Regions from separate parts of the Homo sapiens genome. Here region 1 is linked to region 2. Evidence: chromatin loops called from intact Hi-C (ENCODE). Cell type or tissue: heart right ventricle. All regions are shown on one strand. Each heading gives the region's core, and the rest is flanking DNA. Links, peaks and the distances in the headings are about the cores only.

Region 1 (10,550 bases), core at 323-8,322, 180 kb before region 2:
ACGCTGGGAACAGAGGCCTGGCAACCCGCTGTTTTACACCAGCTCCTTCCAACAAGACGCCTTCTCCTACCTAGTGATCACTTCCAGCCTAGCCTTGCCTCCTGGGCCCACACGGAAAGAAGAGTATACTCAGCATTTACAAGGATTACAGCCAATGTCAATGCAGAAGAGAGGCTGGGTAAACTTAGATGGTGCCTAAATGGAAGTATTTCCTATACCCTCTAGCTTGTCTGACACCTGACTTGACACATCAAAAGCTATGCAACCAGGGTTCATTTACAGGGAGGAAGAATCAAAGTTGCTTGGTTTTATAGAACGTATTTAGTGTGAAAGATGGGAGCTTTTCTTCTGGTCCTAACTTCTCATTCTTAAGGAAGATGGAAGTCAAATTGTAGAAAAAAAAAATCTACCCAAATGCCTATTCGATGGGCAGACTCAGGAATCATCCTCTGTGCACTTGGAACTCTTACATTATGGAACCACAGAAACCTTTCTGTTCAGGTATGTCCATTGATCCTTTTCTCAAAGGAGTTAAGAAACTCCATTGGCTAAATGTGCACCCTGGACGTGAATGATTCTTAATTATGGCCAAAAAGATAGACTGTGCAACAAGAGGGATGGCCTCTTGTTTCATGATTATTTCAGTCCAGTAGCCTTGTGTGGCTTATGAAATGGGCAACTAGGCCAGCCTAAGACTGCAGAGCCACCAAGCTAAATCAGCCCCTGAAGGAGAACCTACAGTAAACCAGTCCGTATCCCATCCCCCTGTACTAAATAGCACCCCCCAGGCAGTCCTTTGCGATGCTTTCTCATAGTGCTATCAGCCAAGGAAAATGTTCATAATAGTTTCTGGGAACCTAATTCTCGCCCCCGTTGGGGATAAAAGAAAAGGAAGGCAAAATACAAATACAGACAGACAGAAAGAGAAGGAAGACTGTTAAGAAAATAGGGGAGGAAGGGCGCGGTGGCTCATGCCTGTAATTCCAGCACTTTGGGAGGCTGAGGCAGGCGGATCACAAGGTCAAGAGATCGAGACCATCCAGGCCAACATAGCGAAACCCCGTCTCTACTAAAAATACAAAAATTAGCTGGGCATGGTGTCACGCGCCTGTAGTCCCAGCTACTCCAGAGGCTGAGGCAGGAGAATCGCTTGAATCCGGGAGGCGGAGGTTGCAGTGAGCCAAGACTGTGCCACTGCACTCCAGCTTGGCAACAGAGCAAGACTCCATCTCAAAAAATTAATTAATTTTTTTTTAATGCCGGGCGCAGTGGCTCACGCCTGTAACCCCAGCACTTTGGGAGGCTGAGGTGGGTGGATCACCTGAGGTCAGGAGTTCAAGACCAGCCTGGCCAACACAGTGAAACCCTGTTTCTAATCAAAATATAAAAATTAGCTTGGCGTGGCAGCAGGTGCCTGTAATCCCAGCTACTCGGGAGGCTGAAGCAGGAAAATCGCTTAAGCCCGGGAGGCAGAGGTTGCAGTGAGGCGAGATCGCACCACTGCACTCCAGCCTGGGTGACAGAGCAAGACTCCATCACAAAAAAAAAAAGAAAAGAAAAGAATATAGGGGAAAACATTTCTTTGACTTTCCTCTCAAAACCTGAAGTCAACAGTTACAAAATTAATCATGTATTCAGCAACCTACTCAGCACCAGACCTGATTTTAGGCCACGAGAATATGGTTATAGACAAGTCCCTATTTCATGTCACAGGGTGGTGAGGTGGAACAAAAAAGAAAAAAGATTGCACACACACACCCACATACTCACAAATGCACATGCACGCATATGAACTTCCTTAAGCCTAAACTGCAAAAAGGGCTATTTTTAAAGATGCATAATTTTATCATGTTTCAATGCATATAAAAATTAGAATTAGCTAGAATTACACTAACAAAATATAGCCTCAAAATAATGCCTTATGAAATCTGCTTGAATAAGTAAAACAGATGTGCTATTTTGGATCTTCAAATACAAATGGTGTTTTTAAAGTACCTTAATACAAATTTTTTAAAAGAAGTTCATGTTTTTCTATAAAGATTTGCTGGTTTTGCTGGTTTTTTGATAGGATCTCACTCTGCTGCCAGGTCCAATCATGGCTCACTGCAGCCTTGACCTCCCTGGGCTCAAGTGATCCTCCCACCTCAGCCTCCTGAGTAGCTAGGACTACAGATGTGTGCTACCACGCCTGGCTAATTCTTTAATTTTTTGTAGAAACAGGGTCTCACTATGTTGACCAGGCTGGTCTCAAATGCTTAGGCTGGTCTCAAACTCCTAGGCTCAAGTGATCCTCCCACCTCGGCCTCCCAAAGTGCTGGGATTACAGGCATGGGCCACGGCGCCTGGCCTCCAAAGAAATATTTAAAAGGCAAACTCATTATTTTTCCTAGGCTTTCTCCACTTCACTCTCCACAATTATGTATAAAAATTGCTTCCAGCCCTACTTCTGGATCTAAAAACAGGATTTTTTTTAACCTGAAAAAACTAGAAGATCCATGGATGGTCTTTCAGGAGTTCCTCAGCTTCCTGAAATTCCATGGGGAAAAAAAAAATGTGTGTATCTAGGCTAATTTTCTGGAACTAGACCATAAATTTCCTCAGAAAATAAAGGGACACATGACCCAAGGGAGGTGAACTGCTCCCTGTGGTCAAGGCGAGTACTTAGGCTTTGTACCAAGGACTAAGATGGTGTAGGAGTTAATTTTTCAAAGGTGTAAGAAAGCACCCACTGCCTTGTATAGGTCATTTTCCTCTCCTTGAGCACTCCCCACCGATCCCCTCACTCACTGCCCCTTCACTGAATAACCCAGTAAGTAAGTCAGCTGCTTGAAAGATATTGTAAATAGCTCCAACAAAGTGCAGTTTGGGGCAGATTCCAATTAGCCTTCACTTAATGGTCTTTTTTCCTCTGCCAAGTTTGTGCAGTGAAGATCCAATGCCCCACCCTCTGCCTGGCTCTGAGTTTAGGCGCAGGGAGGAATCAAGTTTGTGCTCAAGCTGATAGATGTCAGCCACAAAGTCTATATGTGTCCCACCTGTAAGCTAAAGAGGGAATCAAAGGTGGTTTCAAAAGGGGTGTGCCTGGCAGTGTGGCAGAGAGCTGGTTTCCTGTGAGTTTCCTTCTTTTGTTTCTCTCCCTGTTGTCTAACCCTAAATTTCCCTGCTGCCACTTAATTATCCCTGATCATTTTACCCTTTTCTCTGCTTACTGGTTGATTATCTCCCCATTTCATTTGAATCCCAGTGGAGGTACATAAGCGCTAAAAACAAAGCTGATGGCCAATTAAAAGGTAAGTGCCTTATGTTAAAAGCCAGAACATTATACTTCAATATTCATAATTAGGTAGCTTTTGAATGGCTGAAGAACAACGCAAGTCCATATAGAGGGCTAATCAGGGCACCTATATTTTGCAATCCAAATCAACCAATGCCTATTAAACTGATTGCTGTGAATTGCCAGCTTCCTTATTGGCTGGCTCAGAGCCTCAGTACTTCATAAATATTAGAGATGTAAAAGACCAAGGAGTTCCTAATGTGTTTATTTCGTTATAATGAATTCTTCAGGCAAGTGATAGGATTACTGAAGCAGAGCTTGGTAAAAAAACCCTACTGATTTTGGCAGCTCTGCTATTCTTCAGGAGTAGCATCTAAATATTACTGAGAAATAGAGCATAAAGATTATTCACTTGGGTGTAATTTTTTTGAGAAAAGGAAAATAAAAATTTATCTTCCACTCTTTCATTTATTTTCCAAATTATCAGATCACTGAAATTTCCACTGGAGCTGTGCAAAATTAAACCGAGACAAGAGCAAGTGAGCAACGGAGTAGGAGACAGTCATTGACAAGGTTCAAGTGCACTTCAGCACTCCCCAGGAAACCCTTACCCCAGCCTGGGAGAAGGCTGGGCTAGTGCTGATCATCTTGAGTGCCCCCCCCCCCCCGCCGTGATTATTCTCCCTGGGGTAAGTCAACTTAGAATCTCCTCTCCGAACTTTTAAGTGTTTGCTAATAATGCACTTAATTTTGGTGGTGGGGAGGCGGGGAGGAGGAGAGTTGTTCAGTCTTGCTTACAGAGTTACGACAATGCCACCTTATAATTCAAGAGCAATGGCAGGCCAGAGAAATGCTCACAGACACCAGGCAAACGCTTTCTAGAAAAGAATTAAGCATTATGATCTCTGCTCTTTGCAAATGCTCTGTCCACTGGGAGGCAGCATAGGCCGCTGGAAAGAAAAATGGGCCAGAGATCTGGGTTCTAATCCCTGAGATGTTACTGATTTGGGGTATGTGTTATGGCCAGCAACAGAATCCTGGTTTAAAATATAGGGCAAAAAAAAGAAAATGGGACAAGAGATGCGGAAGCACTTTGGAGGTAAAGATAGAGCCTGCTGAAAGGAGATCCACACATGTAGAAGTTAGTGGAATATGGAAACTGGTCTTTTTTAACTGTAACTGATCCCCAATGTGGAAAGACTACTATAGGGATTTAAAATAACAGAACAAAGCAAGTACATTTTTAAGACACAATTTTCTAAAGTGTGTTTTTAAGAATCCTGGTCCAGGGAAAAGGTCCTCAGGTCAAATAAATTCTGAAAATGCTAACCACTCCACCACACACACCCCTCTGAGAGATTTACAACACACATTAACATATTAAACCTCGGGGAAGCCCTGTAGTTCAGAAAGCTCTTTTAACTCCCAATCTTACTTGGCAATACAACGCTTCCTCACATACAAACACTAAAACAAATAACCAGCTCCAAGGAGCACACCAAGAAATGCTGTTTTAAACTACTATACATGGCAATAATGTCTGATCCCATATTGGAAAGAAAACATTACTGAACCACCATCCATAGTCTTGGGTGGCTGATCTAGCGGTCTGTGCCATTTTATCCACAATCTCCTCCTTATTCTCTCTGATCAACAACATGCATTTGTGAGGCAGCTGGCCAAGGTGAAAGGTTAATTCTGTGGCCATGAAACTCAGCCCAGCTAACAGACTCAAATGGGGGCTGAACCTTGTCACCTTGGTCCCATTAGCTCTAACCAACTGGGTTGAGTAGCCACAGACATTAGTCTTAGTTATAATCTCTAGGGGGGATAAAAATTTAAAGGCACCAGCACATGGCCAATGAGCTTTAGCATATAAATTTGAGGAGTTTTTAAAATAATATTTAAGATGAAGTTATACTATTTTATAACAGGAAAAAGATAGTCAAGAGGTAATAAAATATGACCTCTGGATCTGGACTCCAGGTGGGTTCAAGTCCCAGTTCTACCATTTAACAGCTGTATGGCCTTGAGCAAATTACTTAACTTATTTGAACCTCAGTCTCAAAATCTGTAAATCAGAATAAACATATTCCATTTCTCAAAGGATTATTATGAGGATTATGTGAAATGATCTATGTCAATGGGTTTAGCACTATGCCTAGCACATGATGAGTATCAATACATATTAGTAATTATCACTGCATGTAAAAGGACGGAATAATCTCAGAAAATGCAGCTCCCTCTGAAGTTAGCATTGGGAACATGCAATTTTGGATTTTTTTTTCTGTCACATGAAGTGTTCTTACCTTGTATTTATCAGAGAATATGCCTCTTAACCTTCACTGAAAATTTCAGTGAGGTTGAGATGGCCTCAGTCAGGTTTTTGTCCTTGAGAAAAATTTCTACATTAATAACTTCAATGGCTATAAAATATGATTCAGCTAACCGAAACTCATTTTACTGGTATATTTCCAGGAATATATTTCTCAAGGGAGATACACCCAAGATAATGCTAAGTAATTGCAAGACATTATTATTTGGCCTAGCCAGTGTTTCCCACCAACACAATAATATATAGATCAGTAAACGGAGCTTCCCACCCCTCGTCACAGGAGCAGGAGTAAGGAGGACCTGGGGAGGGAGACCCAGGGGCTGAGAGGGCAGCAGAAGGCACAGAGAATGATCATGAGGGCACCAGGCAGCAGCAGTGTGCCTCCTGGCCTAGACGCTGGTGGCTACATCAAAGACTGCCCAGACTTGTTGACACACGGAATCATCCCCGGGCATGAAGAACCACCATTTGAAAGTTTACAGGGAGTCACACAGCTGCCACTCCAGAGGTGGAGAGAGAGAGAGAGACTAAGCCAACTTTTCCCATCCCTATCCCATGGTTTACAAGACCATATTTCACATAGACATATCCTGAATTTTTCATCTCTGGAGACCCCAGTGAAAGGCATTTCCATGGTGATCACCTGGAAGGCACCTCTGTAACCAAACACAATACCCTGGCCTCCCCAGACTCCTGGCTCTTAACCTCTGCGACCCTTCCAGGCATATCCAACCCAGGGAGGCCAAATCCCAAAGTCGAGAGGGTTTGTGGTCATTCACAGAAGGCCTGTAGGCTCTCCCTCTGGCTCCTTCTACTTCACTCCTCCCCTCTTGTGACAGTTCATTTGTAACTGTCTCGTGGGTTTTATTTAGTTGTGGTGGGCACAATTAAATGCTGTTCTAACTAACAGAATCCTTGTCCAGAAAACAAAAACCACACAAAAGTCAGTCTGGTTACTTTGGCCACGTTTAGCGATTGTTTCACATCACCACCTCGTCGATCCAATCAACGGTGCGGCGGCTGGCTGTTAATAAAGCTAGATAAAAACAAATTGATTACAAAAAGGTCAATTTGGTACCTAACATTTAGAAGGCTAGAGTTTGAGCAGTTGTCATCTATAGGGAATCACCACAGTATAAAATCAGGAATATTACACCTGAACAAATAGTTACTTGCCTGAAAAGAAAAAAAAAATTATTCTAAAAAAAAGAATGTTATTATTACTTTCTTTTATATCTATCAGTGCTAGAAAATTGAACCTAGAGAAAAAGATAGTGACTTAGTTATTTAAAAATTCCTTGTGGTTATTTGAAAGGTTATTTCAACAAGTAGAAATGGAAATAAACTGGTCAACAAGACCAGGGTAACCCACACATTGTTAGAAAAAGAAATGAGGTCCAACTTACTCATTTTTCTTATTTTCAGAAATAAGCTACTATATGGAGAAATTGTGTCCATAAACTTCCTTTGACTCCCAGAGAAACATAAAGTTTTGAAGAATCCTGACTACCTAAGAATTAAGGAAAGAGTTGAATAATCTTAAAGAGTTCAACTGAGGCCAGGCACAGTGAATCACACCTGTAATCTCAGCACTTTGGGAGGCCGAAGTGGGCAGATCACCTGAGGTCAGGAGTTCAAGACCAGCCTGGTCAACATGGTGAAACCCTGACTCTATTAAAAACACAAAAAATTAGCCAGGCGTGGTGACAGGCTCCTGTAGTCCCAGCTACTCAGGAGGCTGAGGCAAGAGAATCGCTTGAACCCAGGAGGTGGAGGCTGTGGTAAGCCAAGATCATGCCACTGCACTATAGCCTGGGCGGCAGAGTGAGACTCCCAACTCAAAAAAAGAAAAAAAGAATTCAACTGACATGACCAGGGAAGCCAGCCTAAGCTGCCGGTCATGCCCTAGAAAACCTGTTTGTCATAACCAAGTACATTATATTAAGGCCCAATTTAGATCTGCAAAATGTGTGGGAGTCCATTTTTTTATGATCTGCTTCCATATTTCACAGGGTTGAAACAGGCAGAGTGAAGCAGCATAGCGCACCAGTCAGCAGCCAGGTGGCAAACATCAATTTTAGGTAGGGACGTTGCAAGTGCCCCAAGTCACATGTCAACATAGAGAATAGGGGAGGTAGGAGTGGGGGTGGCAGCTGCAGAGAACAAAAGAGGAAACGAATAAGATAGGTCCGACCTAAGAAAAAGGAGGTGTCTATGGGCTGACCTGATGGAGTGAACCAGAAATTCAGACGGCAGCACAGCTAGATACTTTAGAACTACCGGCATCCTAAAATCTGGCTCCCAAGCCTCTGTCATAAAGTAGGTCTGTGTCCTCGGTATAGTCACTTAACCACACTTTGCATCACTCTCCTCATTTGTAAAATCAGAGAGGCTGAACCAAATGGTCTCGAAAACATGCTCTAATTTTGTCTATCCTTCTTTCATGTACTTCCACACACAAGGAGGACCCAATCACCGAAGGTCCCAACATAAGGAAGAACGGAATTGTACTTTGCCTCCCGAGTGATTCTGGGCAAGGAACTGTGCTTGGTTTCTTCTGCTTTGTGCTTCTGCTTCCCCAACAACAGACACCCCACAGAAATACCAGAGGAAGGTCATCCTGGGAGTTGATGGAGTTGATCTGCTCAAGTGCTGCTTTACTAGCAAAGCAATAAGTACATGCCAGAAAGTCTTCTAAGGTTCTCGGTGCATACTGGGATCTCCACTGTAGGTTCCAGGAGAAGACAGAGTAGCTGAAGGGGCAATCTACCTGCAGCCCCCAGGTAAAGTCCAGCTTAGAGCATGCTTTGGAGTGGGACTAAGAGTTTGGTCAGGTGCTAGGGTGGAGTCAGATTTCTTCGTTTCTACCTCAAGACACTCTCACCAGAAGAGAAGGAAGACAAGGAAACTGATGTTGTCACCAAAAAGTACTTATTGTTTATTTGTTAAAAACATGGAGCATGACTATGTAACAGACACTGTACTAATTGCTGGTGTTCAGCGTGGGAGAGCTCTGGGCCCCCACGTGCACATATACACAGATCATAACCGCAACACTGTGTGCCAAGGCTGGCTCACAGACAGACACACAATGCTAGGGGGGCTCACAGGAGAGCCTGGAGAAAGTTAGGAATAGCTTTACGGCAATCCTGATACTTCAGCTGATTCCTGAAGGAGGAAAAACAGTTTGCCAGGTAGCGTGGAGAAGAGAGAATGAATTCAAGGCAGAGAACACAGTACAAAGGCTGAGTCAGCAAGGGGTGTGACCTGCTCAGAGAAGAGTGACAAGTTCAGGGCAGTTGGGATAAAATGCTTTCCCTGACAGTCCAGAAAGGTTTTCCGTATGCATACCTAGGTGATTACTTTAGATGCTTTGTCTTACAGGGATGGTAACAAAACACTATAGCTCACAAATTGGAACATAAGGCTTGACATTGCTAAGAAACAAGCTAAATACATAAATAAATAAAAGCAAGGTGCAGAACAGTATTCATGGTATTCTACTAGTTGTATTTTCAAAATTAGGAAAATACATTCATAATTTGTAAAAATATTTCTAGAAGGGTTTTTTTGTTGTTGTTGTTCAGGAAATTCTCATACAGTGATCCCTGGGTGCCACACACTGATGTAAATACTTTGTATACATTAACTCATTTAAACTGCCCAATAACCCTGGGAGGTAGGTCTATTTTTCTTCATACTCAACAGATTAAGAACTGAGGCAGAGTTCAAATCACTTGTCCAAGGTTAATCTGCCAATTCATAACAGGATGGAAAGCCAAGCTGGATACTATCTCCAGTGCTCTTAACCAGGATGCTTTATCACATCTCATGAGACACCAGCAACTCAGTCACCTCCAGAAGGGGAGAGGGACCAGGAAGACGGGAACAGAGGTGGGAGCCCCATCATATTCTGCATCTCTTCCTCCGCCTAGGGCAGTGCTCCAGCTGAGTGCCAGGCACCTTTCCAGTCTAGAATCTTTTGTCTCTTTTCATTCACAAAAAAAAAATGTAAATACAAAAATGGGACTTTTCTGACATTTTTTAGGTACAGATATCATGGGGTGAGGGAAGGAGGAAGAGGCAGGAAGTAAAAGGAAGCCATAGCCAGTTTCCCTTTCTATTCCCGCCACCAAGTCCAGCAGCACTGCTCGAGCAGAGCCAGAGAAACCAGAGCTACGAGAGGTGGCTAAACGCTAGCCTAGAAGACAAACTTGGTCACATAGAAGTCCCCCCATCCCCCTTTCCTTTCTGTGGTCACTTTCTAGATTAGTCTCAACCGTTGCAGCTGCTCAATGGCGACGCATTTGAAATCAAGACTATGGCACCAGAACAATGCAAAATTGCATTAAAAGGGGCAGCTCCCAAGCCTGCTTCTACAAGGGTGTTTCTCAACAATGATAGGTTGGCTGAGGCGCCCAGAGGTGGAAGGTCCAAGCAGAAAAAGCTTTATTACAACCTACCAACTTCAGTGCAATACACCACCCTAGCCCCGCCTCCACCTTCTTGAACTAGGAGCCCATATATTATACTGTGCCATGGTTCATTTCAGCAAAAATCAACTAGCATTCTTCTGACCTGGGGCAAAAAATTTCCTCATTGAGATCCTGAAAAATAACATTACATCATGTTGCCTGTGTCAGGTTTATAAATGGGCCAAGGGGAGGCTGGGGTGTAACCTGACACTATCAAAACACCGGCCCTGGGAGAAGAAAGGAGGGCATTGTTGCAGGCTGTCAGCTCTCCTCTTGCTGGAGGTAAAGTGAGATGCGAGAAATGTTAGTGGGAGGCCAGGCACAGAGCAGGTCCTCACTCCCTATCTCCTAAAAAATCAGGCAGCCTCCCTCCAAAATGGGCTTGTCCCCATTTCCTGTGGGGTATGTCACCCTCTTCTCTACTCTTCCAGCAGAGTAGATGAGCTAAGTAATTTTTATTCCCAAG
Region 2 (16,056 bases), core at 3,854-11,853:
CAACCATATAGGGGAACTTGCCTTGAGTCTCAGATGAGACTTTAGACTTTGGACTTTTGATTGAGTTGATGCTGGAATGAGTTAAGACTTTTGGGGATTATTGGGAAGGCATAATTTTTTTTTTTTTTTTTTCAGTGTGAGAAGTACTTGAGATTTGGCGGTCCAGGGAAAGAATAATGTGGTTTGAATATTTATCCCTTCCAAATCTTATGTTATAATGTGACCTCCAATGTTGGAGCTGGGGCCTAATGGGAGCTGTTTGGGTCCTGGGGGCAGATCCCTCATAAATGACTTGGTGCTATCCTCATGGTAATGAGTGAGTTCTCACTCTATTAGTTCATGTGAGAGCTGGTTGTTTAAAGGAGCCTGGCACCTCCTCCTCTCTCTCTTGCTTCTCTTTTGTCATGTGACACACTGCTCCCGTTCACCTTCCACCATGATTGGAAACTTCCTGAGGCCATCACCAGAAACATATGCTGGCACCATGCTTCATGTATAGCCTACAGAGCCATAAGCCAAATAAACCTCTTTCCTTTTTTTTTTTTTTTTTTTTTTTTGACAGAGTTTCACTCTTGCAGCCCAGGCTGGAGTGCAATGGCATGATCTTGGCTCACTGCAACCTCTGCCTCCCAGGTTCAAGTGATTCTCTGGCCTCAGCTTCCCAAGTAGCTGGGAGTACAGGTGCCTGCCACGACACCTGTCTAATTTTTGTATTTTTAGTAGAGGCGAGGTTTCACAGTGTTGGCCAGATTGGTCTCAAACTCCTGACCTCAGGTGATCTAGTCACCTTGGCCTCCCAAAGTGCTGGGATTACAGGTGTGAACCACCACAGTTAGCCTAAACCTCTTTTCTTTATAAGTTTTTTGTTTAAAATGCAATTTAAAGTTATGACAATAACTTTCATTTGCCTAAATTGTTACACTTACAGACAATCCAACTTTTATTGTTTTTCTATATGAAAATATTATTAGAGACGGTGGGGAAAGAAGGGATCAATGAATTTTATAGACACTGAATTAACATGCCTATCATCTTTCATATAATTATTTGGCAATATGTTTTGTTATTGGGGTATTGTGACATATATCAAATGAAAGCTTTTCCTACTAATAAAGAGCCAAAGTTTGTTGTTGACTTTTTAAAAATATAAATTAGAGTAGATCCAGTGTTATCCTATTATAATCACTCTGATCATCTGTATTCCTATATATATGTATGAATTTGGGAGGAATGGGTACATCTACAATCGCCAGGAAAATATTTAACCCATATTCTATTTCGTCTGTCTTGCATATTTGAACATATTAGGACAAAGGAGTTAAGAGTCATTGGTCTAACTAATCAACCATTGTTGTCTACCTTACAAGATTGTTAGCTGAAGTTTTAGAGCTAAGTTGGTGTTGGCTTAATGTATGTATACATTTAGGCACACTTTAAAATTATTGCCCTTTTACTTGACTGGGCTTGGATGTTGAATTTGTCACTAGGTAAGGTAGGCATAAGTATTATTTAACAATTGTCCTACAAGACACATTGGCTAGGTTGGCCCTCTGAGCATACATTTTAATAGCCCGAGTCAGTATTTCACACATGAAAAGGAACACAGGAACTACTACAAAAGCAGTTCCTTCCAGTGAGTGTCAGAAAGTATCAGAACTGGTAAAGTGCTTCAGAATGAAAACAGCTATAAGAACGTGAGATATTATTATATAGTATGAGAAACAAAACAATGGAGTATAGATGGCATTTACCTGCAGGGGATTGATATCAGTGACTTTATCATATTCAACTCAATAACTTGCTCTTTTAGTTGGAGAGGTGGTAAGGGAGTGAGAAATTACCAGGTGCTTAAGAAGACAAAAACAACCAAAAAACCTGCGCCGAGCACTGACTCATGATTTCCGGGCTGAAAGTAGATGTCATTAATGACCCTTTTTATTCATGCAGAGGTTCTCAAAGAGGAGCATAATGTTCCATTAGTAATAATTGAAAAAGTCTTTCTTCGGAATTATGTCAAAATCTAAAGATGATGCTTCTGCCAAAACATTTTGGTGACAAACGTGTGAAGTATTTGACAGAAGGTGCCACTGCAGGTTGAAGAGGCTTCTTGAGGAGATTCTCAGAGGATCTGGAGGGAACAGGCTAACATGAGACTGACAGCATCAGCACAAAATTCCCACCTTAGGTCCTGGTCTTTGAGAATCACAGTGCTCCTTCTTATTGATAGTTCAATCTTACTTGCATGCTCCAGTTTTAACCAATGTTGGTGGAAACATAAAACTAAGACACATTGGATAGGTAGGCCTTCCATGACATAATTTTGATTTTCACTCTTTCTGTATAATGGCGACTGTATGAGCTCATTGGAAGAGAGTAATAACATGGACTATAACATCAGAGACACAATTTCAAGACCACGGAAGGCCTGTTCTACTCCTGCCTCCCTGTGCCAACCTCAACTGGCCCATCTCCTTTTTGTATTGCTTCTAGACCTCCACCTCATTTATCATTTAATCTTTTCTTCTTGATGCACATTCCAAGTACCAGATTGCTCAATATATAACACGTCAGGGTAAAAGCTGAGCTGAATGTTGCCCTGGAAGTCACGCTGATTTAAAGAAAAAATAAATACAACTTTAGTCTAGCTCTGCAGGCTCTACTGCTCCTTTGTGCCTGTCCTCTGTGGGTACCTCATTGATAGCACATATTTTCCTTTATTGTTTAGTTTTTGCATGTGCCTTTGTTTTTCTACTAGACTGCAAGTCCCTCAGGTCTTAGGACTATTTTACTGAATCAAAACCTTGCCTCTAATCACCTGTGTAGACTTAGACAACTTGCTTAACTTCTCTGAGCCTTGGTTGCCTTATTTGAAATGGAAATAATAATAGCTATTTTATATTGTAAGGATCAAAGGAGATAAATCTTATAAAATATACTATCATAGTACTTGGGACATCATAAATGCTTATTATAAGAAGGAAAATAGGCATCGGGCCTAAAACAGTGGTTAAAAGCTAACAATGGAATGAAATGTCTCCAATAATCTTGGGTTCTCCAGACGAGGGAATTATTAAGGCTGTCCCAGATAAGCTCTAACTTTTATTTATTGTTGTGTCCTCTGGACAAGGGCAGGATTTTGGCTAGGTGATTGAAGCAATCATGGTAGAGCTAACAGAACTAAGAGACTTGGGAGGAGGAACCAGTTTTGGATGGTAAAATGGAATTAATATTATACCAACCGAGTCACATGCTCAGTGAGTTTTGTGCACAAGTGATATTAGAGAACATATAAATTCATCCAATAATTAGTGTGAACCCATTAAGTGTCTCTAAGTGTTATGGCATATAAACATGTATCAAAGGGAAATTATTGGGTCCTAAAAGAAAATGAACAGGTCAGAGTAATTTGTCTGCAAATTTATAGGCTCCTTCCAAATAATATACACTTCTTATTTTCAATATAGTATTTTTATAGATTCTGGGTCCTGATTTAGATACAGAGGTGTTGCTTTTGCTCTTTCAGCCTCACGTGCATTTAGAATTACTTTTCTGATGGGACTGGTAAGTTTGAATTGATCCACCCAGTTTCCCTTGTGATGGCCAGCTAAGATTTATGTCATATCTGATCAGAGTTAACCGCAGTTTGTGACCTTACAACAGATTTTTTTCCTCTATAAATTTAACTGGATGACACCGAGGTTGAACCTGAAAATTTGCCTCAATAGCAATAGAGTCTGACCAGTTTTGCTGCAGTCCAGAGATAGCTGTCAGGGACATAATTTTTAAGTTAAAAATAAACTTTATTCTATATGATCATTATTTGTGGCATACTCTGTGTGCGTGTGTGTGTGTGTGTGTGTGTGTGTGTGTGTGTGTATACTACTACAGTATGAGTTGGGAAGCCAAATCTAACCTATCACATTTTTTAGAAAAAGGTTTTTTTTTTGGAGCACAGCCATACTCATTCATTTAGATATTGTCTATGCAATAGAGACTTAGACAGTGCAGCTCTACCATGTAAAGGCAGAGTCAGGGAGTTGCAACAGATATCTTGTGACTCTTAATGCCTAAAATATTTGCTCTCTGGCCCTTTACAGGGAAAGTTTACCAACCCATATACTTCAGGGAATTAAAACAAAAAAATTGCCTTGTAGTTTGTTTTCTGATAAAACAAACTCATATTCCAAACCAACATTTACACTCTCAGTATTGCAAAGTCAAACGCACTAGGGTAAAGCTGTTCAATTAAACACATTTTTATAAAAAATTTTAACAGTGGGAGTGTAAGAGAAAAACATTGATGCTAAAAATATGGGGGATTTTTGTTCTAAAGCCAATGTTTATTTAGATATATTTACTTTACTTTTTTTATAGTTCTATACTAATCATGTTATTTTTAAAGTTTGTTAATTTAATCAAAACCAAAAGGATTTGTATCTATTATAAAGAATTCTTACAATTCTGTAATAAGACAACAATCAATCTGATAAATATGGGCAAGTAATTTGAGCACATGCTTCACAAAAGAAGATAAATGAGTGGTCAATGAGCACTGGTAATATCCCCTGATAATTACTTATCAGGTAAATAAAATTAGAGGTATACCAGTCACATCCATTAGAATGGCTAAACTAAAAAGGACTGACAATGTGGAGAGTTGGCAAGGGTGTAAAACAAATGGGACTCTCACATACTGCTGGTGAGAATAGAATGTGGTGGAATCATTGCAAAACAGTTTGGGCATTTCTTACAAAGTTAGACATACACTTACCACATGACCCAGATATTTATATGATGAAATACTATTCAGCAAAAAAGAATTGAATCGAATACATGCAACAACATGTATGGATCTTAAATGCATTATGCTGATTGTAAGATGGCAGATGCAAATGGGTACATTCTCAATGATTCCATTTATGGGAAAATATAGAAAAGACAAATCTAATCTGTAGTGACAGCATATCAGTGGTTACTTGGAGTCAGAGGTAGGGGGATTGCCTAAGAAGGCAGATGAAACTTTCTGGGGGTGATCAAAATGTTGTATGCGGTGGGGGTACACAAGGGTATACATTCGTAAAGACTCAGCAGAATGTATCTTTTTGTACATAAATTCTACCTGAATGAAGTTTATTTAAAATTTCAAGTGTTTGAGAAAGGGAGACAGAGAGAGAGAAAGAGAGAGAGAGAGAATGATTATGAGTCAGAAAAAGAACTGGAGACAGGGACACATAAGAGATGGAGACAGTAAGAAAGGGATAGGTGGAGAGTGAGAGCATTTTATTTGCTACATTTCCCAGCAAGGATATAAGGTGGACAAACTCAAAATTAACAGTGAACTTTATAATGCAGGATTCTGAGGTTATGTTCCAAGCTATGCAGCAAGTACCTTACGTAACTTCTTTAGACAGTTTTGTTTTGCTTTCTGTTTAATATTTTTTGCTGTGATTTCAGTGGAGTCAACAGTCAAGTCAAAGAAAAAGTATAGTTTTTCATTCACAGTGGGGAGTTGAGCTTGCATGCTTGGTGCACAAGTCCTTGAGGCAAGAACAAGCAACTTAGTTCCTTAGTGACATTGAGTGGCAAGTGAGGGTTGCCTTTGGAATCCTCCACCTACTCTCTTCTGTACTCTTTCTCCACACCTCATCTGATTTTTTCATCTCCCAGAAAGTGTCCTGTAACCTAATTTTTTGCTTCTCAACATGCTGCCTTCATTCCCCAGTGTACATCATTTCTCAAGGAGAGTTTAAAATGTTACTCCTTAGCAGAAATTACACTAATAGGACTTTCTTAATCCAAAGTTGGGCCCCTTAAGGCATTTCAGACCAGCAAGGGACAGTGAACCTCTCTACAACTCTAAAATTAGACTACTGAGGCACAAGCTTAACTTTGCTAACATGCAAGGCTGTTTTCAAGAACCCAAAGCATATGTACATTCTGAATTAATAGGTAGTAAGAAGTGAACAGAAAATAGCAGATCATTTGTGCCCTTTAATGTTCCCTGTCTTACAAGGGCCCCTAATATCTATCAGTCTGTACTGAATATTTTTTTTGTGTGTGTGTTCCTTCAAGTATTTTAGTATAATTTGTACTACATTACAGCACTTTGCATTTTCTAGTCCTATCATGTGTTTAAATCTTGCCTGCTTTTGCCTGGCTTAGTTCCCATTTGTCAGTAAAGAGACAAATTATTACTCCTTCACCTTCATGTAAAAGCTTCTCATTGCTCAAGGTATGTGCCACCTGGCAATAGTACCAGCTGTGTCACCAAAGGCATGTGACTTCTAGCATGGATGTTTTGCTAAACTCTGGCAGTATTACCTTGTGATTCTGATGCCTCACAATTGTTTGCCCTTTCATATAATCCTCAGTCCTCATCTGTGGCCATTCCTTACTTCTTGCATTAGTCTGTTACTTCTCTACCTCTTACTCCAACATCATATTTCTGATTACAGCCTCTTTTCTCTCCAAGTTTCTCTCACTCCCACCATATTTACTCTGTCTCCTGGTCCATCCTCAAATCTATGAGTCATGTCAAGTCTTCGCTTTCTTTCAGATCTGCGCTAGATCACACAATCCATCATTTCACCTACCCATCTTTTGCCAATACTGTTAGCTCTCTTCCTCTTCATCTTTTCAACACATCCTCCTAGCACAAAAAGATGCTGGCTCAATCCCGTCAACCCAGTTATTATTATTACTTTTTCTCTTAAACTTTGGGCACTACAGCTATTCAAGAAAACCGCACACTTTATATAAATTATGGCTTCTATGAATTAATAGTTCATGGCTTTAACACATTTTAATGGAACATTTACTATGTGCCAGACACTGTACTAGGTTCTAAGCATGGAAACATAAAGAATGTTGACTTTTAGGGTCTGTGATCAGCATGAATATCACAGGGGAGGAAAGAAGAATTCTGGGAGAGAGGGACAGAGAGCGAGAGAGAGAGAGAAGGGAGAGAAGAGACAGCATGAACTGATGGCAAATCGTTTAATTCTGAGGTGCCGTCCTTCCCATATTACATCAGATGAGCAGGCTAGAAAAGTCAGTGGGAAGGTTGTGAAATGAAAGCAGCATAAGCTTGAAGTCAGATAGACCAAGATTTGAATCAGAAAGGTCAAAGTTGAGGGCAGAGAGAAGGCTGTTGCAGAAAACTGGCAGTGATGAGAACTTGAACTAGGACAGTGACAAGGACACTTGGGAAGAAAGAAGTTCTATCTGCTATCACCTGACACTTTAATTTAAAGGTAAATAGCACACCAAAGGTAAGAAACAGTTTTCAACTATTAGAAATGCTATGTTTACAAGATGGCAGATTTTCGGATGATAACAAAACATGCTCTTAAAAAATTTCTAGGACAACAACTCAGAAAATCAAAGGCAGCTGAGAAAGGACAGAGTCTTTGTTTCTTCAGAGAGTGAAATAATCTGCCATTATATGGTAGATAACTAGTCCAGCGCTATAATTTAATTTATTACCATCTCAGCACACACCACACATAACCTTCTTTAAGTGTGTCTGGGAGAAACCTAGGAAATCAGTAAAGGCTCCTTGCAGCCAGCCTGGTATTGCCTGCCAGCAGTTTGGGAGCACATCTCTTTCAAAAGGTCACCAAGTTAGGGACTGTGTCCAACTCTCTGTTCAGTGCAGCACTGTTGGGGGCTCTCTATGGGTGCTAGTTTCCCTCTGCTGGCCAGAGAGCTTAGTTACTGCCCTGCTGGGCACAGAGGGTAGTTGGATACTTTCACACTCTCCCTTCTCTTTCTCACTCCCCTCTCAAAATTCTTTTCATACCAAAAAATGCCTGGTAGAAGAAAGAATATATGACAGTTGGAGGAAGCCAGTGCTCCCACACTGTCTGCCAGGAGGTATATTTCTGGGGCAAAGCATAGTGATTTTTTTTTTTTTTGGTGGAAATGTCAGAGTTTATAACAACTTAGAGTTGTTTTTACGTTAAATGTCTGCATCATAATATTCTTGAACCATCTTCTTTCTTAAGTCTAAACTACCCCTTCCTTCCTTCCTTCCTTCCTCCCTCCCTCCCTCCTCTCCTCTCCTCTCTTCTCTCCTCCCCTTCCCTCCCCTCCTCCCTCCTCTCCTCTCCTCTCCTTCCTTTCCTTCCATTTTCCCTCTTTCCTTCCTCCTATTTTCTTTCTTTATATATGTATGCAACTAACTGATAAAACAATATTATTACAGCATTTGAACATTTTCTTTGGACCAGAATTTTCTGGCATTAAAATTCTGACATAGGCTAAAATCAATAAACAAACCAAAAAATTGAGCAAACACACACACACACACACACACACACACAAAAACAGACACACAACTCTACTAAAAAAAAAAAAAAGTAAAGGAGTAAAAAAAGTTAATCTACCAGGACAGAAAACAGAAAAGGAGATGACAGTAGATGGGAGAATTCAACACATTTTTAAAAGAAGGAAGTAGAGAGACAAGTGTTAATTATCTTCGCAGACTAGAAGAAGTTGTAACTAAGTGCCTGTAGCTGTAGACACTGATGTGAAATGAATCAATCCCCTCTGCAAAGCCCTGAGAGGTTCAGCATTTGGAGGCATATGTGGAAGACAAGGATGAGGCACTGGAGTGAAAGTGGGGTTAAGTGAAAGTCTGCTTACAGAGTCACTGAGTCCACAGGTACCCTTCCCTGTCCACAAAGTGGTATCCTCCTTTCTCTCCTGTTAGAACAGAGGTTTATACTGTGGAAAAATTATGTAACAAATATATATCAGTCTCTGGGACAACAGTGGATATATTGATGTGCAAGGCTGAGAGATGGGACTGAAAACAAAGGGATTAAATGAATATCTGCATAGCAAATTATAAAACATCTTCACCCTTTTCCCATGATCAGCTTCTAGAATGCTGAGAGCCAGAAACATTCATCCTGTTGCTTTCTCATATCTACCACATCTTCACAGTAGGACAGAAGATTGGTTTCTGGAGAAAGGACATTCAGACTTTGAAATTTCTGGCTCCCTTGAATGACAACCTTACTTTTTAAAATTATCTTGCAAAGAAACTTTTGAGGGAAAGTTCTACCTTTGCACGTAAGAACCATGCTCATTTTTAAAAAATAGATTCTTCCTTTTTATTACTGAGTAGTATTTCACAGGATGAATGTAACACAGTTTTGTTTTTTATTTATTTATTTTTATTTTTTTTTGTTTTGAGACAGAGTTTTGCTTTTGTTGCCCAGGCTGGAGTGCAATGGCATGATCTTGGCTTACCGCAACCTCCGCCTCCTGGGTTCAAGAATTTCTCCTGCCTCAGCCTCCTGAGTAGCTGGGACTACAGGCATGTACCACCATGCATGGCTAATTTTGTATTTTTAGGAGAGACAGGGTTTCTCCATGTTGGTTAGGCTGGTCTTGAACTCCCAACCTCAGGTGATCTGACCTCCTCAGCCTCCCAAAGTGCTAGGATTACAGGCATGAGCCACCGCGCCCAGCTCAAGGGCAAAGCCAAGGATTGTCAAGATGGGAAAGCCTCAAATATGAAAGAGAATAACTAAAACAAAGGGAAAAAAGAAAACTCAGAACAGAAACATTGCAGGTAGGGAAAAATACATCTTCAAAAATTATAATTAATATCCTTACAGAAATAAGAGAAACAAAGGAATGTTACTGTAGTTGAATACTCAAGAAAACATTTAGAAAAAATAGTAGAAATAAAACATTTAATATTATGGTTGGAGAAAATATTTTAGGAGGTCCACTAGAAAGTAGAATGAGTCAAAGTAATGAAAAACTAGAGAGAAAAAGGTAAGAAAATTAGAGGATTGTTTCAATAGTGTAATAGTATTTCTAGAAACAAATAGTATTTCTAGAAACAAATAGAGACAATGGAAGTATGTATTATCAAATAAATAATATAAAAACATGTCTAAAAGCAGGATATGTACTTCTAAATTGAACAGGCTTACAAAATGTTTAGTACAATGTGAAAATACACCCAGAAACATAAAATTTCACAACAGGAAATCTCAGCACAAAATTTCAAAACAGAAGGAAAGATTCTAAAAGTCGAGAGAGACTCTGAGAGCAAACATGAAGAGAGAGAAACCAGTTTACATATCAAAAAGCAGAAATGTGAATGATGTGTAATATCTCTAGAGAAACGTTGGGTGCTAGAAGACACTGTGCTAAAAACTCTGAGGCGCTAATTTCCAAATTAGAATTACATACTCAATATATTAGTCAGGAATCTCCAGAGAGACAGAATCAATAGGAGGGAGATAGAGAGATAGATAGATAGATAGATAGACATAATTTATTAGGGAAATTGGCTTGTGTGATTATGGAGGCTGAGAAGTCCCATGACAGGATATCAGCAAGCTGGAGACCCTGGGATGCTGGTAGTGTGGCTCAGCCCAAGTTTCAAAGTCTCAGAGCCAGGGAAGCCAATGGTATAATTATCCATTCAAGGCTGAATGCTTGAGAACCCACATGTTTGCTGGTGCAAGTCCCACAGTCCAAATGCCAGAGAAACTGGAGTTCCGATGTCCAACTTTAGAAGATGGTTGTCCTAGCTTCAGCAGATGGAATGAATTTGCCTTTCCCCTGCTTTTTTGTTCTATCCAGGACCTCAGCTGATTAGATGGTGCCTACACACATTGAGGGTGGGTCTTCCCACTGAGTCCCCACCAACTCACATGTCAATTTTCTCTGGAAACACCCTCAGAGTCACTCCCTCACAGCCACACCCAGAAATAATCCTTACCAGTTCTCTAGGTATTTCTTCATTCAGTCAAGTTAATACCTAAATCGACTTAACCAATTGTGTTGGTTAATTTTGTGTCACTGTGACTGGGTCATGGGTGTCCAATATTTGGCCAAATACGATTTCTAATGTGTGTGTGTGTATGAGGGTGTTTCTGGAGGAGATTAACATTTAAATCATTAGACTGAATAAAGCAGGTTGACTTCTCCAATGTGGGTGGGCCTCATCCAATCGGTTGAGGGCCTTAATAGAATAAAAAGGTAGAAGAAGAGAGAATTTGCTTTCTCTCTCTGCCTGACTGCTTGAGCTGAGCATTGGTCTTCTCCTGCCCTCAGACTGAAATTACACCATTGGCACTCCTTTTTCTTAGGCCTCTGGATGCAGACTGGAACTATACCACTGACTTTTCTGGGATCTCAGCTTGCTGATTTCAGGTCAGGGGAATTCTCATCCTCCATCATTTCTTAAGCCAATTCCTTATTTTTTTTATATATATATATATATATATATATATATATATATGCATAGTATATATATATGCATAGTATATATATATATGAAATAGGTATTGTGTGTATGTGTGTGTATATATGCATATATATATATATATATATATATATATATATATATATATATATAATATATGGAATTTTCCCCAACCCCTTTAACAATCAATGTTTTAGGAAATAATATCCTAAAAATAACCAAAGTTTAGACTTTATTATATTTATTTACTTATTATTATTTTTGAGACAGAGTCTCACTCTGTTGCTCAGGCTGGAGTGCAGTAGTGCAATCTTGGCTCACTACAATCTCCACCTCCTGAGTTCAAGCGATTCTCATGCCTCAGCCTCCCGAGTAGCTGGGACTATAAGTGCATGCCACCACATCCAGCTAATTTTTGTATTTTTAGTAGACACGGGGTTTCACCATGTTTCCCAGGCTGGTCTTGAACTCCTGGCCTCAAGTGATCCACCCGCCTCGGCCTCCCAATGTGCTGGGATTACAGCCATAAGCCACCACGCCCAGCTGCCTTTATTATATTCAAAAATTCATAGTTAGCATCTTCTATATGCATGAACATAAGGTGAGCTATCTTCTAGTTATCTCTTGGAAATGTATGGAATTTTATACACATATTTCATATATAATATATATGAAATGTTATATACACACACGTAATATATGGAATTTTTCCCAACCCCTTTAATAATCAATGTCCTAGGAAATACTATTTCAAAAAATAACTAAATTTTAGCCCTTATGATATTTAAAAATTCATAATTAGCATCCCCTATATGCACAAATATAAGGTGAACGATTTTCTAGTTATCTCTTGGAAAAGAAGAAATGGCCTAATGTTTGAGCCTATACTTTCTCATATTACGACAGAATTCCTCAATTTTTTTAAACAACAAAGTACTTTTTAAATGAAGGCAAATTATCCTTAAATCATTTCAATTAAAGCTCTTTTTTGTTGCTTAGAAAAATCATCTGGTGAAATTATTAAAATAAAGAAGGCAAAAATATTGGTAATTGAGTCATTATTTCTAGGGGTACGATCTCACAACTGCAAGTTTTTGATGTCATTGTGAACAACTTAAAAAGGCAGTATTGTTAACTGGTTAAATTGTGGAAAGAACATTAAATAAATTGTAGTGTTAAAATTATCTTAATTACAATTGTTGAGTGAATGAAATGACCCATTGTCCAAATGATATGTGAATGGGTACTCATGGGGTGAAATACAATTTCTGGTGAAATATGATACATGATTTCAAAAGTATTGCATCTTAAATGACATCGATGGCAGTGAAAAGGATGTACTTTGTAAAACTGTGTTAGTTGATCCAAAATGTGACTTTAATGACGATAAAGTTATTTATACTACAGGTGCACCTGAAAAGTTTGAGTACAATTGTTTCATGAAATGTGAAAGTTAGAAGAAGCATTATATCTAAAATAACATTTTACTTTATTTAATCTGAGACTTTAAATATGTATGTATAACTAAATTAGGAAATGTTATTAAATATTATATGGGATACTAACGGCAGATAATTGCTTTTTTATAATCGTAGTGTAATTTAAATCTTTTTAGGCTGTCCTTCAATGATTACCACTTTCCAGGCTCAAAGCCATTAAAATTTTCTCCTTCTAGATTTGTTCTAATTCCTCAGTCTGTTTCAAGAGATGTAGCAACTTGGAGAGCATTGCATTTCAAATAGGAACATACTGGTTCTGTTTTTGGGGTAAATGCTAAATATGTTCTTTTTTTTATTGTATGTTTTACCTTTTTATTTATGTTTTACCTTTTTGGATAATATCATTTTATTGACCTTTGAGGCTACAGCACATTGGGCTGATGTTCTTAGCAGTCTATAATAAATTCTCAAATCCATTTCTTAGGTGACAACTAAGAGTTCACAGCTCCTTGTCTACAGTTAAGGTTTGGATAAATTCTACCTAATTGTTTTAGTTTTCATAGTACTTGCTTGCAATGAAGCTCACCTACACTTTCTATGTCAACTCACACTGGACCTAACACATATTTAATCCAATCTCTTTGTTTTATGTGCAAAAATACAAAACATAAGACCAGGGAGGTTAAATAACTCATTCAAAATCACAGGTGTTTGGTGGAAGAGTTGGAACTCTTGGCCCTCTGTCCCTCCTGTTAGTACATGGAAGATTTGATAAACAAGAGGAAAATGTTTGCCTCAGGTTCAGGATGAGACTTTCCACCAAGGTAGTAGGACCTTTATTTAGTGTAGTTCCAAGAAGCAAAAAGCAAGCAATAGATTAAACCTACCTGGAGGCCCAGCGTAAAATTTATCTCAAATAAATTTCCACAAATAGCATTTGCAAATATGAAAAGCAAAGGATTTCCATTCAAACTATTGATCCACCTTTTAGTTTAGCAGCCAGCCACGTGAAGTTGGGCATATCAGTTAAACTCTGTGAGCCAAGCTTTATTTTCCTTATCTCTAAAACAGCAAACCAGAAATCCTTTCCAACTTGTGGATGAGAATAAGGCAAGGAGGCAACACAGGTGACCTCCACGATGGTGACCTCAGGCAAGTTATAAAACCTCTGTCTCCAGTTTCTTCATCTGTAAAATGCTGATAGCAATACATCCTATGTATGGCCCAGTTATAGGGTTAAGTGAATTCACTTTTGCAAAATACTTAGAACAATGCCTACACTTAGTAAGTGTTATAGAAGTTTTAAATAAGTGAGAAATAAATATATAATGAGTTAGAGGAGAAGACATACAAACAAATCAGGAATTCATGGGGAATGATGGGCTTTAGGCTTCTTTCACTCTCTTTGTCTCCTCATCCAGCTGTTCAGTCTCCTCCCTCACTTCAAACATCCCCCTCATGGAAAGAAGTGTCTTTTAACATAATGATTTCTTAAGCTATGCTGTTACAGCTATCAATATTAGCAAGTTTGAAATTCGTTGTCATCTTGCTGCCCCATTCTGAATACCTTATGTTTGCTTTGCTTGAATGCAAGGCATGAAGGGTGTGTAGGATAAAGCTTAGGTTTTTTTGGGCAGAGTGAGAATAATAGAAAAGGAGGGGGCAAGGGAATCACGTGAAACCTCCAGGGACCTACAAAGCAGACTGAGGGGTAACCTAAGGGAAACAGTATGTAAGTAAATATTTACATCACTTACATCACTTTCTGGACTCCAAGAGGTTTCGTGATTGAGGTCACTTTATAGCATGGCCTTAGACTATAATGTCAATGATGTCCCCTGGAGTAGTGTGAGCTGTGGCTCTGAACCCATGTTAAATGGACTTCTTGCTGGTGATAGAATGAGCTCAGATGCCTTTATAGTTCTAAGGGAAGGTTACAATTATAATATGATGTAGAAAGTGTTATAATAGAAAAAACATGTGGGATGTTGTAGGAATACAGTGGAGAAAGAAAATAACTTGCTCTGGATGAATTTGGAAATGCTTCCAAAGTAGATGACAACTTAACTCCAAAATCAATCAAGCTTGCACAAGACACTCAGTATTCATCAACCCCCATTCTTTGTCCAGAATTATATCAACACTTCCAAAGAAGGGGAGACTTACGGTCTTGTTGTGGAAACCTTGTTTCTGTAAAGTGTCATTAGTCTGTAACCATGATAAGGGATTGTGGCAGACATAAGTCACATGGAAGAGGTTTCCATCAGTTCTGTGAGAGTTCAAAAAGCACACTATGATCAAACTGAGATAATAGAAAAAAAATTCTGCTCAATGTAATGAAAAGCTTTGTAATAGTCAGCAGCTATTCAAATATGGAATGGTCTGCTTTTGGTAGGAGCAAGCCCTTGTTACTGTGTTTAGATGGAGGTAGGGAGTTGCAGGGGGATTTTTATTTGTTGGGGTAATGCTAATAATAGAAAAAAGTAAATCTCCAATGTCAATGTCGTAGCACAGTTTAAGATTAATTCTTGTTTATGTAATGAACAGTGAGATTTCCTGTTGGCAGGTGACTTTCTCCCTTGTGGTGACTCAGGGCACCAGGCTCCTTCCATCTTTGGCTCTACCATCTCCTTTGGCTTTAGTGTCCTCTGAGCCAGGAAAACAGAAAGTTAGGAAGGAATAAGAAGAGCTGCTCCTTAGCTATCGTGGCCCAGAAATGACATACATCACTTCTGTTCACGTTCTATTGGTGATAAGGTGGTTATATGATTTCACTTAGATACAAGAGAGACTGGCAGATGTGGTCCCTAGTTGGGAAGCCACATCCTAATTAAAAATCTGTAATATGGAAAGAAAACTCCAGTTTTGAATGAACAATTGGCCATCAACACCACAGGATTGAAGCCTCACATGAGATGACTTTAAGATCCCAAGAAACTTGGAATTCTTTGATTCAATTAGGTCCTGATTTCCTCCCTAATTACTTTTGTGATTTTGGACAAGTTGCTTATCTTCTTCCAGCCTCGGTTGATTCATCTATAAAATGACATGAACAATTCTGCTTTAATAAAAAATGACTCGGGGCGTTGTGAAATTTAAATGAAATAATGTGTGTGAAACTGTTTTCTAAGTTAAAAAGTATTCAAAGATATGAAGCATTATTTTAGATAGTTGATTCAACTTAGCTTTTACTTGGACCCATAGTTGAGCTTGGATCTTTTTTTCACATGTCCTTGAAAGATTATTATAATGCTCTGATACCAGAACATATTGAATGACTTATGTTTCTATAGTTTTAGTTTTCACCATTCATTCACTTCTTGAAAGATCTTAAAGTATTTCTTTTACTCAAGAAAATAAATAGTACAAACTGCACCAAAT

What was found. A loop is a pair of places that touch in the nucleus more often than their neighbours do. Peaks named below come from ENCODE experiments on the same cell type or tissue, not always from the same donor. Only the 100,000 strongest peaks of a DNase experiment are listed, where the experiment ranks them.
Region 1: a loop joins it to region 2, with 5 times the contacts of the local background. A loop is called at or near these places in 14 of 110 quality-filtered maps.

What each region holds. Positions count from the first base shown.
Region 1 is chr1:164,611,690-164,622,239 of GRCh38, reverse strand. The region is part of intron 2 of PBX1 (PBX homeobox 1); the gene reads right to left. Among named protein-coding and RNA genes, the nearest start is that of PBX1, 58 kb to the right of the region's middle. RefSeq lists enhancers at 9,177-9,716, 9,717-10,258, 10,114-10,408, 10,259-10,550. In heart right ventricle, for the core only: a CTCF peak has its summit at 4,201 (motif pointing right); no DNase peak of the experiment used is centred there; H3K27ac peaks cover 4,447 bases.
Region 2 is chr1:164,432,038-164,448,093 of GRCh38, reverse strand. No RefSeq gene overlaps it. Among named protein-coding and RNA genes, the nearest start is that of PBX1, 120 kb to the left of the region's middle. In heart right ventricle, for the core only: a CTCF peak has its summit at 7,695 (motif pointing left); a DNase peak (open chromatin) is centred at 7,663.